Regions from separate parts of the Homo sapiens genome. Here region 2 is linked to region 1. A link is an interaction called in ENCODE POLR2A ChIA-PET data of the cell type or tissue named here. Cell type or tissue: endothelial cell of umbilical vein. All regions are shown on one strand.

The links. Peaks named below come from ENCODE experiments on the same cell type or tissue, not always from the same donor. Only the 100,000 strongest peaks of a DNase experiment are listed, where the experiment ranks them.
Region 2: POLR2A ChIA-PET joins it to region 1 with 11 read pairs; 2 of 35 experiments call an interaction of 5 or more read pairs at or near these places.

The regions. Positions count from the first base shown.
Region 1 is chr5:98,625,911-98,628,410 of GRCh38, reverse strand. No RefSeq gene overlaps it. Among named protein-coding and RNA genes, the nearest start is that of RGMB-AS1, 150 kb to the left of the region's middle. In endothelial cell of umbilical vein, no CTCF peak of the experiment used is centred here; no DNase peak of the experiment used is centred here.
Region 2 is chr5:98,453,913-98,456,412 of GRCh38, reverse strand. No RefSeq gene overlaps it. Among named protein-coding and RNA genes, the nearest start is that of LINC01846, 290 kb to the right of the region's middle. In endothelial cell of umbilical vein, a CTCF peak has its summit at 1,410 (motif pointing left); a DNase peak (open chromatin) is centred at 1,272; H3K27ac peaks cover 1,618 bases.

The DNA of each region.
Region 1 (2,500 bases):
TTCCCCATTGTACGTTCTTGGTGCCTTTGTTAATAATGAGTTGACTGTAAATATGTGGATTTACTTCTGGATTTTCTATTCTGTTTCATTGGTCAATGTGTTTGTGTTTATACCAATACCATGCTGTTTTGGTTACTATAGCTTTAGTAGGTTTTGAAGTCAGGCAGTGTGATGCCTCAAGCTTTGTTCTTTTTGCTCAAGATTGCATTGGCTATTTGGGGTCTTTTGTGGTTCCATGTGAATTTTAGGATTGTTTTTCTCTATTTCTATTAAGAATGTCTGTGATATTTTGATAGGAATTGCATTAAATCTGTAGATTGCTTTAGGTACTACACTCATTTTAACAATATTAATTCTTCCAATCTATGAGTATGGGATTTCTTTCTTTTTCTTTTTTTTTTGTTTTTTGAGACAGAGTCTCACTCTGTCACCTAGGCTGGAGTGCAGTGGCACAATCTCAGCTTACTGCAACCTCCGCCTCCTGGGTTCAAGCCATTCTCCTGCCTCAGCCTCCTAAGTAGCTGGGATTACAGGCACACACCACCATGCCTGGCTAATTTTTGTATTTTTAGTGGAGATGGGGTTTCAACATGTTGGCCAGGCTAGTCTTGAACTCCTAACCTCAAGTGATCCATACAGGCATGAGCCACCATGCCTAGCCTGAGCTTGGGATTTCTTTCCATTTTTTGTGTCCTCTTCAATTTTTCAACAGTACTTTGTAGTTGGTTTTTTTTTTGGGGGGGGGGTGGTAAATATCTTTCACCTACTTGGTTAAATTTATTCCTAGGTATTTTTTTTTCTGTAGATATTGTAAATGGCATTGCTTTCTTGATTTCTTTTTCAGCTAGTTCACTATTGGTGTATGGAAATGCTACTGATTTTTGTATGCTGATTTAGTATCCTGAAACTTCACTAAAATTATTTTTGAGTTCTAAAAGTTTTTGGTGGTTCTTTAGAGTTTCTATATATAAGATTATATCATCTGCGAAGAGGGACAATTTGGCTTTCTCTTTTTAAATTTCTTTCTCTTTTGTAATTGCTCTGGTTATGATTTTCAGTCCCATGATGAATACGAGTTGTGAAAGGGGCCATCCTTGTGACACTTCTTAGAGGAAATGCTTTCTGTTTTTCCCCACTCAGTATGTTAGCTACGGGTTCATCATATATGTCTTTTATTGTGTTTAGGTATGTTCCTTCTATACCTAATTTGTTGAGAGTATTTATCATGGAGGGATATTGAATTTTATCAATTGTTTTTCTTCTGTAGTTGTTGAGATTATCCTATGGCTTTTGTCCATTCTGTTGACATGATGTATTACATTTACTGATTTGTGTATGTTAAGTGATCCTTGTATTTCTGTGATAAATCCCACTTGATCACAGTGTATTATTTTGTTTTATTTATTCATTTATTGAGACAAGTTTTCACCCTGTTGCCCAGGCTGGAGTGTGGTGACATGATCATGGCTTACTGCAGCCTCAACCTCCGGGGCTCAAGTGATTCTCCCACCTTAGCCTCCTGAGTAGCTGAAACTACAGGCATGTGCCAACATGCCCAGCTAGCTTTTAATTTTTTTGTAGAGACAAGGTGATATGGTTGGCTGTGTCCCCACCAAATCTCATGTTGAATTCCCATGTGTTGTGGGAGTGACCTCGTGGGAGGTAATTCAATCATGAGGCAGGTCTTTCCCGTGCTGTTCTTGTGATAGGGAATAAGTTTCACTAGATCTGATAGTTATAAAAAGGGGAGTTTCCCTTCACAAGTGTGCCTCTCTCTTTGCCCGCTGCCATCACAATCATCCACCATGACTGTGAGGCTTCCCCAGCCACGTGGAACTGTAAATCCAATTAAATTTCTTTCTTTTGTAAATTGCCAGTCTTGGGTATGTCTTATCAGCAGCATGAAAACAGACTAATACACAAGGTCTGTTTATGTTGCCCAGGCTAGTCTTGGACTCCTGGGCTCAAGAGATCTTCCTGCCTCTGCCACCAGAAGTACTGGGATTACATGAGTGAGCAACTGTGTCCAGCCTTCTGTTTTCTTTTGTATTTATTTATAATTTTATCTTATTAATCCTTTTTTAATTTTTATTTTTGCTTTCCTTGGGTTTACTTTATTGCTTCTCTTGTAGCTTTTTGAATTCAAAGCTTAGTCATTTATTTTTATTCTCTCTTATTATGTCACATATGCACTTAAGGTTGCATATTTTCTTCTGAATTGTTCTTTGGCCATATTTTAATATGGGCTTTTAATATACAGCATTCTTATTTGTGCTCATTTCTAATGTGATGATAATTGCAGTTTTGGTTTACATCTTCATCTCAGTTTCCTTTAAAGCAGTGCCTAATACAAGAGCATGGTTGTGGGTCATTTATTTAGAATGGTGACCCTAGGTATCAAGTGTGAGGAAGACGAGGATGAACAGGGAAGAAAGAATGCCAAGAGTATAATATATTATCAATAAGGGCAACAGGTGCTAAATTTTGTGCAGTCTTTTGA
Region 2 (2,500 bases), 170 kb after region 1:
AGGCTGGCAGATCACCTGAAGTCAGGAGTTTGAGACCAGCTTGGCCAATATGGTGAAGCCGTCTCTACTAAAAACACAAAAATTAGCCGGACATGGTGGCAGGCACCTGTAATCCCAGCTACTCGGGAGGCTGAGGCAGGAGAATCACTTGAACCTGGGAGGCAGAGGTTGCAGTGAGCCGAGATTGCACCACTGCACTCCAGCCTGGGGGATACAGTGAGAAAATCCTCTCCTTGGAAAACCTGAGAATCTGCGCTTTGTTTTCTGGAGAATTATTTATATCACTGGCATATTAAATTACATATCTGAAGGAACCTGAAATTAATAAAATAGAAATTCATTCTTTTACTTTGAATGTAAAGCAAAAGGATCGGAGGGGGATGGTTTTCATTTGATGTAGTTAATAATATAAAGTTTGCACATCCAGACAGGAAAAATGTTACCAGGAGTTCTGAAGAAGCTCCTAGAACAACATCAAGTCTTAGTCATCAGTTCTAGCGATTTTTAAGGATTCCAATGCTTTGCATGTAAGTGTGTGGGGTTGGGGTTAAAAGGATTAGGAGAGATGTACACGTGCTGCAATGGGCTTCTCAGCCTGAAACTCTTGGGGAAACCAGGAAGTTTGCCAGCCCTTCACCTTATTTTCAGACAAGTTTTTCATTTGAAACCTGTGGATTCTATGCTTCATTTTTCTTGTGAAAGCATCTCTTACAAATTGTGGTGAAAATTGTTACTTTTTCCCTGTATGGAACTTTCATTCTTTGTGAGAAATTAGTTTACTGCAAATATAGAATGACTTTGCTGAAAGCATTTTGTTCAACTCAAGTACTAGAAGGTGATGCCCTTTACTGTTGTTTCAGTGAAAAGTCAAGGAGGGTTTAAGTAAATGTTTTCCTAATAAGTTGTATGGGGAATATATAACTCTACTCAGTGGAAAAATCTAAAAAGCAATTAGCAAAGGCACTGTTTGTTACTAACGACATTTTCCTGGAAGTCCGTTGTTACTATCAGCATGAAAGTTTTCCTACTACTTGTCCCCCTCTCTTTTGAGCTGGAAATCAGTTAACACCAAGTAGCTTCTGATTTCATTTTGCAAAGCTTTCTTTGTTAACATCTCCAGGTATTATATAAGGCTTTCCGTTGGCATAGAAATTTAATTAACTATCGTGAGTTTGCCTTCACTTTGACTATGATTATTTGATTTCAACTGCCTTTAGGGAGAAAAATACGGAAGTATATTACTCACCACTTCACATCTGTTGCAGTTTAAAAGACTCGGTTGCCAAGAATTGTATGAAGCATCACTTAGTAATGATTCAGGAAATGATTAGTCAATGCATCTTATGCTCAAAGTGAAGGGCACCCTCTGTTGTCCATCTTGCTATGATAGGGCCTTGATGTTTTCCAAGATACAGAATCAAGCTATAAATTTGAAATTTCTTCTTAGCTGAATATTGATAAATACATAGTGATAAATGACACACATAAGACAGTCTTTCAATATTCTAGTTAGAATGTTCAAGAATAGAGACAGGATCCCCCCAAAATAGACCCTGATATTGATAATGAAACAGCAGCAAACTGGCTTCATTTTCTTCTTCCACCAATTAACTAAGATTTCCATAGTCTTTTGATATCTCTGTGTATCAGTCTTCTCCTTTAGAAAATGAAGATGTTAATAACTGCACAATGTACAGTTGCAAAGATTTTATTTTTGCTGTGTGATTTAAATTTGAAGTGCAAATGAAGTTTCCAGCTTTTGTGTGTGTGTTTTGTAATTTTATGATGCAATTATTATTGCAACTACACTATGAAAAGGCCAGGGAACTGATGACTATCTTGTACACTTAAGTCTTTGGCTGAAAACTAATACTTCAAGAAGTTGCTTCTCTAAACTTTCTCCTTATATGACTCCCATTATTTTATTACCTCTTCTAAACATCTCTCACTTCTCTAAATGTTGTGATGGATATTTATTATTTATCCGTGCTTTGATTCTTGATTTCTCATAGTTAGACCTCTGCTATTTTTCTTAACAAATTGAATAACACTTGAATGTTTATTTTCATTTTATTTTCAATTCCTGTGCTGTTCCGTTTGTGTAACACAGCATGTCGAAGTCAAACTCGTCATCTTTATCCAAAACCTACCTTAGGTTTGATAGTTTTAGCAAGAAAGACCACACAATGGTAATCTGTTTTTTCTTTGGTGGGAATATAATATTTGGTTTGCTCATTGCAGTTCTGTTGGTCATCATTTCTAGATCTTTTCGATGGACAGAGTTAAGGTTTTCAGAGCTGATCTTTTTCAGTGGACAGAGCTAATGCAATTTGTATGCATGTGTGTGTGTGCGCATGTGTGTATATATAAAAATACACACACACATATATGCATATTTTATATTTAATAAGTTCATATTAAAGATAAAATACCTCGTAAACTCACACTGGTACTTCCTATACAAATTTTGGAGTACAAAGGTTTTACTTAATTTGTTTTA